2 separate regions of the Homo sapiens genome follow, and region 2 is linked to region 1. A link is an interaction called in ENCODE POLR2A ChIA-PET data of the cell type or tissue named here. Cell type or tissue: A673. All regions are shown on one strand.

Region 1 (8,000 bases):
CGTCATCATATTAAGACAGTTAACAGTAATCTAATTTTCTAAAATACTTAGTTCATAAGTTCAGATTTTTCTGTCTTCAAAATATATTTTAAAATTTATATATATATGTATTTTTTTCTAAATCCAATCAAGTCTCATACATTGCATTTGGTGGTTACAATTCTTTAGGTTCTTGGTTTTTTTGTTTGTTTGTTTCATAACATTGAGTTTTTAGACAAATGTCAGTTAATTTGTAGAATATCCCACATTCTGCATTTTGCAATTGTTGGTTCAAGCTGGTTAATAGTGTTGTTCAAGTATTCTATATATCTTTACTGATTTTTCTTTCTTGGCTTTTTTATCTATCATTAACCAGTAAAGATGTTTTTAAGATACCATTTTTCCCAGTTTTTCTATAATAGTTACTTGGCTTTTTAGAGATTTAATTTTTCTGTTGAAGTTCTCTGTTTTTGTCCATTTGGGTTGTCTTTTTCTCTATTTTAAAAAAATAAATTTAAAATAGTTATTTTAAAGTTTTTGTCTGCTTATTCTAACATGTCTTATCTGTGGGTCTGTTTCTTTTGGCTATTTTTTCTTTTGGTTATGGGTCATTTTTTCCTGCTTTATGTGTGATAATTCTGTTTTTATACTGGCATTGTGTTTAGAAGAGATTGGCATAAATACCCTTTTTCTCCAGAGAGACATGCTTTTTTTGCTCTGAAAGGCAGCTAGAATGAAAGACTGAACACTTTGATACCATCAGGAGTTGAGCTGTATTGGAGCTGGATGACCTCTTTAGGTGGTTTCAATTCACTTCTGGTCTCAAGTGCTTTGATAGTGAATGAATCCTGTTCTGTGAGTATTACAGGTGCAACTCTCTTGCAGGACATAAGCCTAATGTTTTTCTGCTTTTTAGTTCCACTCGCAGCCACCAGTGCTGTTGCTGCCTTCACATACTCATAAATAGACCTGTGGAGGGAATCAGGAGGAGAATGGGGAGAATTATCTCTACATTTGAGTTTCTTAAAGATATCAATCTGTCACACAGCCAAGCAGTTGTTAAAAGCTCTGCCATTTCCCTTTAATCCAGCAGAGTATTTCTACCCTGGAAGGCTTGATTCTCTGCAGCCCAGGTACCATTTCAGCAAATTCCCCAGTGCCTGTGATCCCTTCTCATTTTGGAAGGACTTGTGCTTGTCTGTAATTTATTTCCTTTAGACCCCTTTGCATTCTCATCTCTCATGATTTCTTTTTAATACGTTGTTTTTTAAATTGTATCATATGAGCTGTTCTGATAATCTGTATCCTAATTCCAAACTAGTTTTGTGTTCTACATGCAGGATTATCTGATTGTTTTCTCATGGTACCAATTATTTATTTCCTCAATCTCATTTATTTCCTGTAAACTGAAAGTTGGGTCTAAAGGATTGATTCAGGTCAGATATTTTTGCAAAAATATCTATTAGATGAAGCTTCATACATCATTTTGTGTCATATTAGTAGGTTTTTGTTGTGAGGTGTACCGCCATTAGAGATACTAAATGTTATCATTTGGTTAAGGTGGTATCTACTCAATCTTTCCATTGTAAACTTATGTTATCCCTTTATAATTAAGTAATATGTACAGTGATATTTTGGCTTGTGGATCAATCCTCTTTCCTAACAGTCTTTCAACAAACAGTTTTACTTCCATTTATTAAATAATATTTGGGGTTACAAAACAATTATTTTTAAAATTGTATTATTTCTTGACATTTATTAGCTGGCATTCTTTTGTAAATAAAAGAATTTTCCTTTATAAATGGTGAATGATGATTACATGTTATCCAGAAAATCAGATTAAAAAATATGTAATTCTGTTTAATTACCAATTTTCACGAAAGCAATTGGTATAATAGTCAATTACAGTTAGGACAACGGGGTTGTGGGGTTTATTTTTTTGGACTGTCACAGTAACATCTTGGATTTTTATTTATTCCATTTTTCATTATTAGTCTTTTTTTGGGGGGTGGGGTGTTCAAATAATTTCATATTAGGCAGCAGGAGCCCAGTCAAAGTTTACTTCTGTGTTTTACGTCACCTGTGAGCACTTTCTTGCTCTGTAGTACAAAGATGAGTCTTTGCTTCCCCTCGTCGAGACCTGGCATCAGACTGTTTCTTCAGGGAGTCCTAGTTTCATTTAGTGGGAAATGGCATTTGAAAAGTAACATGTGGATACTAGATGTGCACAGGGTGTGCTTTATTCTGCATCTTTTTGGTAAAGAGAATTAGAAAAATATATAATATAATATTATATAGTGTTATATATAAATATTCAATCAAATTCCTAATTGATATTTTCCACTCCAGTTTAATATTATAAGATTTTTGCTTAACAACTTTGTTTTATATTTATATTTATTTTTGCTTAACTTATCTGTTTTTTATTTCTCTTCTGTTACACCGAAGGACTTGGTTCTGAATTACATTAATACATTAGCCTTTTCCTACAATTTACATAAAATGATTTAAAAATTGCAATACTGATTTTCTAAAAATAAAATAACTGAAATGTAAGATTTCTTTGCAGTTCTTTTGTCTTTAGAACATATCCCACCAAGGATCAGAATATATGCTTAAAAGTTGCTTGAAACAGTTATTTTCTGTATGGTTGTAATACCAATTTGCTATACAGTTGATTTCACTTAATTTTCAGTTTGGGGCGTTTTTTATTGTTATTTTAATTTTGGAGAATATAAAACATTTACATGGTTCAAAAGTCAAACCTTATAAAAAGATATACTCAAAAAAGACTCCCTTTTATTTTCTTCATTTACACCTGCCTCTGTTACCAACAAAGCTGGTTTCCCAAAAGATGGGGTCTTTCCCTGTTCATTGTCACAAAACCAGTACACAAAACCAGAAGTGAGTATCAAGCAGTGCAGGCTTTATTTGATGGCCATGGAATTGAGAAGCAGGAGCATGGCTCATAATTCAACTTCTCCACTAGTGATAGGCTGGGGGGTTAAAATATAGGGTTTTCTAATGAAGGCATTGGACATTAAAAGCAAGAGGATTAATATTCATGTCTTTTCTAGAAATGGGCAGTGAACTTTCTAGAACTGGAGTGCCACCATCCTTTTTGTCCTTTTATGGCTTCTTGCAGTTGTTACGGTCATTTGCCAACTGTCATGGAACTGGTGGGAGTACCATTTCATTTAGCATGGAAATGAGATTATAATGAAACGTGAGGTCTTTTCATTATGTCAGCTATCTTGGTTCTAACCAGTCTCACCCGGTCTCGTTATTTCAAAGGGAACTTTTTATTACAGGTATCCTGTTTCTTAAAGGTAAGCAGAGTTGGGGCAGGATCAGAATTCAACTGTCATATAGGCATTACACCGGGTAACACCTCCTATGGGTAACCATTTTCATTTGTTTTGTTTTTATCCTACCAGTGTTTGTTTTTGCAAAAATAAACAAATTCATATCCATGTACATATGCATATGTACATATATCCACCCTTTCTTATCCCTGTAGGTGGTAGTGTGTTGTATACTGTTATATACTCTGTACCTTTCTTTTTTACTTAATATGAGAATTACTGTATTTGGTATTGGTCAGGAGTCTTCAGAGAAACAGAAGCAATAGGATGTGTCTGTTTGTGTGTATAGTAAGATTTGTTATAAAGAATTAATGCATATGATTATCGAGTTTGACAACTCCTAAGATCTGCAAGGTGAGTGGGCAAGGTGGCAATCCATGAGTGCTGAAGGTATAGATCCAGTCTAAAGGCCAGCAGCCTCTAGACCCACTTCGAGTCTGAAGGCAGGAAAAAGCTGGTGTCCCAGTTCAAAGGCAGTCAGGCAGGAGGAATTCTCTTTAATTATTCATGAGAGAGTCAGCTTTTTTGTTCTATTCAGGCATCAACTGACTGAATGAGGCCCACTCACATTAAGGAAAGGCAGTCTGCTTTATTTAGTCTACCAATGTAAATGTTAATATCATCCAAAAACACCCTCAAAGAAACACCTAAGATAATGTTTGACAATTGATACCTAAAATTAACCATCACAGGTATACAGATATATTCCTCATTTTCATGACTTGTTTACAAGCTTTTGCTACTACAAATAGTGCTGTAATGAATAACCTTGTGTGTGTGCATTTTGTATTTTTGTCATTGTATATTTGTAGATTCCTAGGTGTGGAATTGCAGGAATGGAGATTAAATGCATATGTGATTTTATTAGATGTGCTGCCAAATTGCCCTGTGTAGAGGTTATATCATTTTGCAGTTTCACCAGCAAATAAATAAATAAATAAATAAATAAATAAATAAGTAAGTAAGAATACCCATTTCTCTATAACTTCACCAACATAGTATGTGGCTCAGCTATTGAATTTTTCTCCGATAGATTGGAATTGGTATCTCTAGCTTGAGTTTATTTTACATTTCTCTTATGAATGAGGTAAAGTACCTTTTTATATATTTAGGAGTCATTTGCCTTTTTTTCCTGTGAATTATGTGATCATGTTTTTGATAGTTTTTTTTTTCTGTTGACTTTTGGTCTCTAATTTTTCTTGATTTTTTTGGAGCTCTTTATATCATTTATAAATATTTGTGCCCTTTGTCTTTGACTATATCTTTTGCCATACAGAAAGTTTTTGCTTTTGTGTAGTTAGATGTATCAGTCTTCTGTTTTATTGCTTCCAGATTTTTATTGTCTTAGAAAAGCTTTCCTAATTACCAGACTGTAGGAATTCAAATAACAATTTGTTATTCACTCGTGTTTTCTTCTAGTACTTAGGGGATTTCTCATTTATTACATTAAATCTCTGACCTGTTTAAAAGTCAAATTTGGTCTTTCTTGTGAAGTATTGATCTAATTTTTTTTCTACCAAAGTTATCCATTTCCCCAACATTTATTAAAAACTTTACCTTTTCTTCAGTAATTTGATATGACACTTACATGATGTACTAAGTTTTCCCATATAGTTGGTTTTGTTTTAGCTTTTCTGTCATATTCCATTGTGTATATCATTGATCCATGCCTACTATCACTATTTTAATCATAAAGACTTACAATGCTGTTCTGTAGTGTCTTCTCTCCATACCCCCATCTCACACTATTCTTTTTCAGGGTTTTCTTGGTTTTTCTTGCTTTTGCTTTTTTCCACATGTACTTTAGGATCAACTGGTCCAACTACATTTTAAAAATTACTTTTATTGAGATTACATTAATTTTTCATAAATTGGGAACAACAGATATCTCAATAATGTTGAGTCATCCTATCCATTAAAAAGATACGTCGGCCGGGCATGGTGGCTCATGCCTATAATCCCAGCACTTTGGGAGGCCGAGGTGGGCAGATCACAAGGTCAAGGGATTGAGACCATCCTGGCCAACATGGTGAATCCCTGTCCCTACTAAAAATACAAAAATTAGCTGGGCATGGTGGTGTGCACCTGTAGTCCCAGCTACTTGGGAGGCTGAGGCAGGAGAATCACTTGAACCCAGGAGGCGGAGGAGGTTGCAGTGAGCCAAGATCGCACCACTGCACTCCAGCCTGGTGACAGAGCAAGACTCTGTCTCAAAAAAAAAAAAAAGATATGTCTTTCCATTTGTTCTAGTCTACTTTAGTCAAAAGTAGCAGACTACTTTGCAAAGTAGTGTTTTAAGGTTTTCTGTATAGTGATTATGCACATTTCTTGTTGTGCTTACTCCTAGGTATTTTGTCATTTTTATTGCTGTTGTAAATGTCCCCTTCCCTTCTGTTTATACAGCTATGCACTGCATAATGACATCTCCATCAACAGTGGAAATATATGGACTACATACAATGGTAGTCCCATAAGATTATAATATTGTACTTTTACTATACCTTTTCTATGTTTAGATACACAAATACTTAACAATTGTGTTACAGTGGCCTACAGTATTCAGTATGGTAACATGCTGTAGATGTGTAGTAGGCTATACCATCTAGATTTAAGTATACTTGGGTGATTTCACAATAATGAAGTCACCTTAATGATGCACTTCTTGGGACATATCCCCATTGTTAAGCAACACATGACTATATTCTAACAGGATATTGTTGTGTGTGTACATATATATATGGATGATTTTCATTTTTTAATGTTTTACATCCTACCATTTTAATGAATTTTCTTTCTGTTTATATGAGTTTATGATTGATTCTCTTGGGTTGTCAAGGTGTATCTGTTATGTCATCTATAAATACACAAAGTTTTATTTCTTCCTCTCTTATTCATTTGACTAAATCTTTTTCTCTTGTCTATTACGTAGCTGTGCTTTATTCATTTTGCAGTAATGTATGTGGTGTATTTTCATTAAGTTGCTGGCTTTTTGGCTGATGTGTGTATATATATATATTTCTAATATTAAGGAAGTGTTTGCCAACTTGTATTTTATTGAGTGTTTATATTAGGAATGGGTTTGAATTTTGTTGAATGACCTTTCAACATCTATGGAGAAGAATAAATGTGTTTTCTTCTTAGATTTATGAATATAGTGAATTATATTAGTGGATTTTCTTATGCTGAACCATCCTTGCATTCCTGAAATACATATCACTTGGTCATATTTAATTCTGTTTGTTAAAATTTAATTTCATATTTTTATTCATATTTATAAGTGATATTGGCCTTTATTTTTGTAGTCTTTATGAGATCAGATAAGTATTATTGTAATTTTGCTCCCTGAAAATGAATTTGGAAAAATGTTTTTGTTTCTATGGTTTGGAACAGTTTAAGTACTTTTGGGGTTGTCTCACATGTATCAGTGGAATTTTAATTTATAGAGGTGACTGAGGGAAAACATGGAGTGATCAATGCCATTGAAATAATTATTTATTACTTATATTTCCTGAGAGAAGGGGACATACTGCACCATGCAGGGCTATAAAGGAAGCACCAGATTTTGTCAGGAGTCAGAAGCAGGAGCTAAAGGAAATCCTAGACCAGAGCTGTTATTGACCTTTTTATGGAAAAGCCAAGGCAGGGCAGAGTAAACGGTTTAGGATTGGCTAGGTTGAATAATTTCAGTAGGCTTTGGGGACTAGAGGCTGTCCGTTGTTGTCTGGTATATGGTCTTGAGTTGATTTAGTAGTGGGGAATTAATGGTCTATGTGTAAAAGTTAGATAGCGGTTGGCTTGCATATGAGAAATGTTTTCCCAAGTAAGTTTACCACCTTAAGGAATTAGCTGGTCCTGAGAGGGGCAGTCTCTCTCTGGATGTATAAGCACACCCTCCAACACCCCTCCCAAAATATCAAAATATGAAAGATAAAGTAAAAAACATGATTAATACAGGGGTTATCTGGTTTTTGAAGGCTTGTACTGGTGCTTTTTGGTAAGATTAACTCTGATAACTATTTCATCTTTGGATTTTTGTTTTGTTTAAACTTTTTATTTCTACCGAGTCAAGTTTAAGAAATTTTTCTATTCTATATATTTGGTGTATTTTTCTAGAAAAAAGTTGCACAAGTTTTTGTGTATTTGTTGGCACTCTTCCTTTCTTTTGCTTCATTTTCTAATCCCTTGAGTTCCATGTTTATTTCATTTGATTTTCTTCTTTTGTTTGTATTGATATAAGCATTAAAGCATCTCAGTTTTCATCAGATTGCTATTTTAGTTGCATTCCTTAGCTTCTGACTTGTAATGCTTTCATTAATTATTTTTAGATATTCTGTGATTTTATTAGTATTTGCCCTCTGACCCAAGTTATTTACTTTTTTACTTTTTTAAAAAATAGCAGATAGAATGGATTTCTTGTTTTTGGTTAATTCTCATTTTATTGCATTGCAATTGTATAATTTTGTCTGTATTTTTTCATTATGGTTTTTACTATGGTTTTCTTCATGACTTAATACACATATATGGTAATTTTTGTGACTATTCCATGTATAATTAAAAAGAAGCTATTCTCTCTGAATGCAGAGTTCATCTTCTAGCAATAAGGTAAACTTTATTATGTTTTTTAGGGCTTCTGTAACCTTTTCATTCTCTTGATTG
Region 2 (8,000 bases), 1.1 Mb after region 1:
AGATTTTATTCTTCCTATTTGCTGAAGGCCATGAATAGAAGAGTCTAAATGGTTTTGGAGAAGACAGCTTTGGCAATGACAAAAGGGTAGATTTGATGCAGAGAGGTTGTTGGGGAAGGAGGAAGTGTAGCGGGTAGCAGAGACATAGTTTAGGGCGTGATAGCGAGAGGTCAGGAACAGGGTCTGCCGGACTTCGCGAGGTCAGATCTGCTAGAGCTGTGGGTTTTACATTCACTTTGCGTTTGTCACCATTGCTTGGTACTTGATGATTTGTTTAACAGATGGCTGGAGTTAATGCTGAGCTATTTTCTTGCTAAAAAATAGCTATATATGTTTCTACTTTGGAAGAATTGAACAGTTTATCAGGCAAATCCCAGCACAGATAATAGAAGTAAATATAAAGACCTAAAGGCACTGATCATGTACCACTGGTGAGAAGCTTGCTGGTACGACTTGCTTTTGCCTACAGACTAAAAAATCAAGTGTTTTAGGGTAGGAATTTTTTTAAGTAGTCAAGAGTAATTGTTTTTCTTTTTGGCAGAAACTCCCCAGTCCCCATTAAGGATTTTGTGGATTTTATACAAAACTGCAATAAAAAATTAATGGAAAGATAGAGAAAGGTAGACTATTAGACTATTTTTAAAGTATACTCTAAGAATTAATGCTCTCCAACATTTTAGGCCATAATATAAAGAAAGGATGTTTGATAGGTTTTTCTATTAATTTGATAACTTCAGGAATAAAATCTTACTACAGTTGATGAGTGCCTAGTAGCTTTTATTTCTTAGAACTATAAAGTGTAGTTTAGTGTTGGGTTTTATTGCATTGCAAGTGATTACATTTCTTTTATTCTTAAAAATGACATTTGTTTAGAACTTTTCTGCTAGCCAGGGCTTGCAAAATAGAGAGTCCTTAGAAAGAATAAAGTTGCAGAAATAAGGGCTTCTTTTTTCTCTAGAAGCAGAGTAATAATGCAGGACCATTGCAAAAAATGTACAGACCTTAGTTTTTTTAAATATGGAATTTGTGATGATGATCTAATGTAAAAGTATATTTTCAAAAACTACCTGGGACCTCAAGAAAGCCTTTGGCTAAAAATCATTAGTGTTTTGTTCCTTCAGTCTCAATCCCTTTATCTCACCCCTCCTCTTCCCGCTTACCCGTATTCCCCTCTGGTTCCCTCTCCCCAGGCTTTTCCAAAGGGAAAAAACTCTAGGGTGAAGCCCTTTCCAGGTGTTCACCATCAGGGAGCTCTGAAAGCACTTGCTGAAAGTTTAACAGTTTCCACAGTTTTTCAGGCTCTTTTCTTGGATTTTATGAAAGATTTGCCCACATAATGATTTTGGGTTTTCTGTTTTTGTTGTTGTTGTTAAAGGCTAAACAGCTATAACCATGTTTAAGTGGATGTTCTTAACCAAGAACCTAGAAAGATGTATCTTTGAAAAACAGTTTCTACATCTGTCTCTAGACAGGGCAAAGATAAAATTAATAGTTTTAGGTAACACCTCACCCTGCACATAGAACTTAAGATGAAAAATATACCTCACTGAAATCATAGTTGCCCCTAGGTTTTAACTGTGGGTTTTGAAAACAAATGTAAACTCACATATTTTGGGAGTCACAAGACTCCCTTTCAACTTAGTTCTCTTACTATGTTTCTGAACTTCTCAATGCGGATTGACAGTATAACAAGCACATTACTGGGGAAAGGGTGACACCTGTATCATTTCATTTCTTACACGTCACTCATCCACATTTGCACAGATTTTCAGAGGGATGGGGAGCATGTGTGTCACAGGCAGCTGCCGTGGCTTGCAAGGTAGTGGGAATTGCTGTCTCCCCGTGCTCAGAGCAAGCACCAGCAGATGGAGTCATTGTAAACCAGACTGATAACGGGCCTCCTCACTCTTCCTGTTTAAGCTGTGTTTAAACCTGAAGACAGAAATGCCAGGCTCTATTTGAGTAGCCTGTAATATCCAGTAGAACTCATGATGGAGTCCATTCATTCAACAAATATTTATTATGGACAGACTCCACAGTATTATATTAGAAATATATTAGGATGGAAATACTATAACAAATTGAACCAATAGAGTCCCTGCTCTCTGTCTGTTTACAGTAAAGCACAAAAGTAGATGTCGAACAAATAATTATAATATGATAAAGTACAGCAGCGTATGTGATGGGGCAAGTTTCCAGGGTGCCATGTAGCAGGGAAATCTGAGCAAATCTTGGGGCTCATTCCACCTGCTTAGCCTCAGTTAGTGCCATCCATGTGCTGACCTAACTCTCACATTTATATTTCTAGGCCAGATCTCTCCTCGGAGCTCCAAACTTGAGTATCCAACTGTGCTCTTAACATCTCTGGTGGATATCTCACAGGCTCCTTAAACTCAGCATGTCTAAAATGAAAATCTCAACTTTTTTCTCTCTGAGCTTAGTCTTTCCTGGCTCAGTAGGTGGCAGCACCATCCACCTAGAAGCCTCAGAGTCATTCCTTCTCCCTTTTGCCCTTTGTCTCTGTCTGTGGCCAAGAAACCTCACGTGCCTCTGTAGCTTCTCCACACCCCCACTGCCTCCTCTCTAGTCCAGCTGCACTTGCTCTGAGCTGCCTCTGTCTTTTCTCTCCTTGTTTCCTGTATTTCCTTTCACCACCCATCTATTAGCCAAAGTTACCTTCAGAAACATACCAGATGATGTCACTCCCAGCTCCTACTCACATCCCAGTTCTGTTTTATTGGGGGGCACTCTCCAGAATTGATCTTCCATGCCCTGTGATGTGGCCCCGTCCACCTGCCTCATCTCATCTCCTTGCTACTTTTCTCTGTTTGGAATCCACTTTCTTCAGCTCCTGCCCAACAGAGTTAATTCCCATTTATCCTTCATGGTTTAGTCTCTCATTTTCTCAAGAAATTTTGGTGCCCCACCCACTCAATTATCACTTTTATAGTACACTGTGTTTTGCTTCTTGAATCACCTAGCACAATTATAATGAAATAGAGAATTGGGTATTTCATTGATTAACGTCTGTTTCCCTCCTCCACCCCAGAAGGGAAACCCCAGAGGCCAGGGACTTTATTTGCCTTGATCACAATGATATCTTTAGCTTCCCTAATAGTGCCTGGTGCAAAGTAGGTGCTTAATAGATGTTTCATGAACACTAGGTACTGACTGAATCATGGGTTAGGGATCGGGATACAGTAGCAAAAGCTACTGAATAGCTGGGTGCGGTCGCTCACGCCTGTAATCCCAGCACTTTGGGAGGCCAAGGCAGGTGGATCACCTGAGGTCAGGAGTTTGAGACTAGCCTGGCCAACATGGTGGAACCCTGTCTCTACTAATGTAGCAAGATGAGCCACAGACAGAACTCCTCAGACACCGAGTTAAAGAAGGAAGGGCTTTATTCGGCTGGGAGCATCGGCAAGACCCACGTCTCAAAAACTGAGCTCCCCGAGTGAGCAATTCCTGTCCCTCTTGAGGGTTACAACTCTAAGGGGGTCCGTGTGAGAGGGTCGTGATCGATTGAGCAGGCAGGGGGCTGCATGCACTGGTAATTAGAATGGAACAGAACAGGACAGGGATTTTCACAGTGCTTTTCCATACAATGTCTGTAATCTATAGATAACATAACCGATTAGGTCAGGGGTTGATCTTTAACTACCAGGCCCAGGGTGTGGCACCAGGCTGTCTGCCTGTGAATTTCATTTCTGCCTTTTAATTTTCATTTCTTCTTTCTTTGGAGGCAGAAATTGGGCATAAGACAATATGAGGGGTGGTCTCCTCCCTTACTAAAAATATAAAAATTAGCCAGGTGCAGTGGACTGCACCTGAAGCCCCAGCTAGTCCCGAGGCTGAGGCAGGAGAATCACTTGCACCTGTGAGGAGGTTGCAGTGAGCCGAGATCATGCCACTGCACTCCAGCCTGGGCAACAGAGCAAGACTCCATCTAAAGCAAAAAAAAAACCAAACAACAACAACAACAAAAAGCTACTGAATAAATGATGTGTATTTAAAAAAATCTTATTGGAAAAGCAACTTTTTGAGCTCAGGATGAGCATGAATATGACAATAAAACAGTGTGTGGCAGGGTGGCTATGTAGGAGTCCCAGGCCAGGAGGTGGCGTAACTACCAAAAGTAAGATGTACACAGTACATGTGTCTTGCTTTAGGAAGGATGCCTGAGGTGGAGGCATTCAGGGTGGGATTAAAGCCAGTGGGTGGGATCTGGGAGCTTAATACAGGGATCATCCGTAGCCCTCCACTGTTGCTTTCCTCTGTGATCCTGACATTGTCTGCATGAGAACGTAGCCCACTGAATCTGCAGTCCTTTCCTCTCTGAGTTCTTGTTGTCTGTATTCCAGTGTCTGAAAGGCTTGTTTGCAGGTTTTGCGACTGGCTCTGACTTTGGCAGTTCAATTCCTGGTGGCTTTGATCACAGAGGCCCATCCCAGCTCTGATGTCAGGCTTTCTGTAGTCAGCAGCTCTGCTACATGCAAAGCTGTGCTGCCACATGTCCTTCTGCCTCCCTTGTTTACAATCTCCCCGTACTGAGGCCGCCCCTCAGCAGTGCCCACGTCCAGCCCATGCTAGAGCCCAGTTTGTGGAATGTAACGGCCAACCCTTGTGTGCTGCCATGGAACTCACAGACCTCGCGCTCTTGGTGACTGATGCTGACTTCAAGGATCCCTGTCTAAAGCTTGTTGATAGAGGAGGCAAAAGTATGACTCCTCAAAATTAACCTAAAGGAGGAAATCTACCCAGCTTCCCTTGTTCCTTCCTAGTCCCGTGTCCAGTGGGGATTACTGATGGGAGCTGGCTGTATATCCACTCAAGTGTAGACCAAAAAAGTAAATGAGAGTCACTCCTTATACACTCAAGGAGACATACAACACAGTGAGCTTTATCTGAGATGTGGAATATGAGTGTATCGGCCCTCTCAAGGAGAGAACCTGCACGGCAGATTCTGTTGTTAAATGCATGGAAAGTTAGTGAATGTTCAACTTGGATTGTTTTATGGGGGGTCTTATTTGATGGGCCTGGTTGTTTTCTTTTAAAGGTAAGAATTAGCATATCAACCAGTCAGCTTGTTTGGCATTTACCCACCCAGTCTATCAATTGCACTGGCTGGCATTGCCCAAGTAATGGAGAAAAAGCAAATCTGCAAGCTGGGTTGTTATGTATTTCTTTGTATACATGCCACACACAAATTATTTGTCCACCTTACTTACTTTTTTGCAGTTGATATTTTCTTAACAATTGGCTGCAAATTGAATTTTTAGAAATCAAATCCCCCTAGCTGAAGGAACATATCAGATAAGCTTTATCTTCCTTTCTAATTAAACATTACTAGGCAATGACTACTGGCACTTAAATTTTCAGGGTTTTTTTTTTTTTTTCTGGTTCTTTTTGTTAAGTAATTGATTTGTAAATAAGTATTTAAGTTCCCTGGTGAGGCTTACTGTTTAAAGAAGGCTTGCAATGAATTATTTTACAAGTTTGGATTTGAATATTCTGTATTTGTTTTCTTAATGTATAGAATGCCTGTGCCTTATGTTGTCTGTTTTGATGCTAAACCTGAGGCCAGACCTGGTTATTTTGGTAACCCAGTGGCAGGCATCAAAAGAAATAGGAGACTCCGGCTGAGTATGGTGGCTCACGCCTGTAATCCTAGCACTTTGGAAGGCCAAGAAGGATGAATTGCCTGAGCGGAGGAGTTCAAGACCAGCCTGGGGAATATGGTGAAACCCCGTCTCTACTAAAAATACAAAACATTAGCCGGGCATGGCGGCGAATGCCTGTAATCCCAGCTACTCAGGAGGCTGAGACAGGAGAATCACTGAACCCAGGAGGCGGAAGTTGCAGTGAGCCGAGATCGTGCCATTGCACTCCAGCCTGGATGACAGAGTGAGACTCTGTCTCAAGAAAAAAAAAAAAAAAAAAAAGGAAGGAGAGAGAGAGAGAGAGAGGCACTTTCACAGTTGTGGATGCTTTATTTGCACTCCTTATCACTTTTAGTAGCATACAGAATCACTTTTATCTATAGATATAGGATAAAATTGAAAGAGGAAGAAAGGAGAATAACACTTACATAGCACTCATTGCATTCCAAGCACTGCTAGCTAATATGATCCGTAAAACAATCCCAGGAGGAGTTACCATTGCTAGCCTCGTTTTACAGATGAAAAGACTGAGGCTAGTATTTCACGGAACTGGAACTCTAATCTAAGCAGTCTAATTCTTGGGTCCTCAAGTAGAAAGAAGGCAACAAATAGGGATCTTAAACAGGGTCAGTGGTGCAAGTCAAGTAGAATTTTTAATTTTGATCAAATGTAATTTATCACTTACCTTTGATAGTTTGAGGTTTTGTACCTGTTTAAGAAATCTGTATCTAACTCAGAGTCACTAGGATTTTCTTCTATGTTTTCTTTCAGAAATTTTTTTTTTTTTTTTTTTTTTGAGATGGAGTCTTGCTCTGTCTCCCAGGCTGGAGTGCAGTGGTGCAATCTTGGCTCACTGCAACCTCTGCCTCCCAGGTTCAAGCGATTCTCCTGCCTCAGCCTCCCTAGTAGCTGGGACTTACAGGCGCGTGCCGCCACGCCCAGCTAATTTTTTGTATTTTTAGTAGAGACGGGGTTTCATTGTGTTAGCCAGCATGGGCTCAATCTCCTGACCTCGTGATCCACCCGTCTCAGCCTCCCAAAGTGCTGGGATTACAGGTGTGAGCCACCGCACCCGGCTTTTTCAGAACTTTTATACCTTTAGCCTTTGCATTTTAGGTCTATGATCTATACCAAGTTAAATTTTGCATTTGGTGTAAGGTAAGGATAGAGGGTTTTTGTTTTTGTTTTTAACATATGTGTATCCAATTGTTCTAGCATCATTTGTTGAAGAAAACTATTGTTTCTCCATTGAATTACCTCGGCATCTGTTAAAGTAAAAAATAATTAATGACATTTGCTGAGGATGGTAAGTGTTACACGCGTCCGTGTGAAGAGACCACCAAACAGGCTTTGTGTGAGCAATAAAGCTTTTTAATCACTTCGGTGTAGGTGGACTGAGTCCGAAAAAGGAGTCAGCAAAGGGAGATGGGTGGGGCAGTTTTATGGGATTTGGGTAGATAATGGAAAATTACAGTTAAAGGGGGTTGTTCTCTTGAGGGCAGGGGTGGGGGTCACAAGGTGCTGGGTGGGAAGCTTCTGAGACTCATTGTCCAGGAGAAGGAATGTCACAAGGTCAATTGATCAGTTAGGGTGGGGCAGGAACAAATCACAGTGGTGGAATGTCATCAGTTAAGGCAGGAACTGACTAATTTCACTTATTTTGTGGTTCTTCAGTTGCTTCAGGCCATCTGTTTATATATGTGCAGGTCACAGGGGGTATGATGGGTTAGCTTGGGCTCTGAGGACAGTACGTCAGGCTTTTTTCAAGGTGAGGGTCATGGTGATAGGTGTGGGGGTGGCTGCAAAAGGATTTTGCAATAAGGGAGAAAGATTGGGCTGAATTTCTAATGTAGCATGGGTAAGTGGGACTTCATAGCCAAGGAACAGAGTCGGGTGGGTAGACAGGAAACATCAAAGATAAGGGTGGGAGGTGGGGGCAGGGAGTGTGCAGATTCTGGTTAAAGTGACCTAACAGGATTCTCGCTGAGGACAGGGCAAGGTGATCAGACATCACCTGGGGATGGTGGAGGATGAGGAACCCAATCAGATATCAAGGGTGTTATCAACTTTATATTAATATATTGTTGGAATTGACTTGCTAAAGTTTTGAAAAGGGTTTTTGTATCTGTACTTACAGATACAAAAAGAAATTTTTTTAACGTATAAGCTCACAGGTTTAAGAGAATGGAAGAAGAGATACAATGCATAAGAAATAGCAGCAATTTTTACAAGGCTGGGTGGCAGTTGACTTGCAGACAAGAGAAAGCTGAAATGTGGGCACGGTGTGTGTGGAGTTAGGGTAGGGCCAAGGAGCAAACTAATTTATTCCACAGAACCTCA

Evidence for each region. ChIA-PET counts read pairs that join two places held together with the same protein. Peaks named below come from ENCODE experiments on the same cell type or tissue, not always from the same donor. Only the 100,000 strongest peaks of a DNase experiment are listed, where the experiment ranks them.
Region 2: POLR2A ChIA-PET joins it to region 1 with 7 read pairs; 1 of 35 experiments calls an interaction of 5 or more read pairs at or near these places.

Annotation. Positions count from the first base shown.
Region 1 is chr7:112,904,144-112,912,143 of GRCh38, reverse strand. All of the region lies in intron 2 of SAMTOR (S-adenosylmethionine sensor upstream of mTORC1), which reads left to right. Among named protein-coding and RNA genes, the nearest start is that of SAMTOR, 32 kb to the left of the region's middle. In A673, no CTCF peak of the experiment used is centred here; a DNase peak (open chromatin) is centred at 3,863.
Region 2 is chr7:111,849,901-111,857,900 of GRCh38, reverse strand. All of the region lies in intron 23 of DOCK4 (dedicator of cytokinesis 4), which reads left to right. Among named protein-coding and RNA genes, the nearest start is that of DOCK4-AS1, 45 kb to the right of the region's middle. In A673, CTCF peaks have their summits at 1,831 (motif pointing right), 2,465 (motif pointing right) and 4,092 (motif pointing right); DNase peaks (open chromatin) are centred at 2,480 and 4,130.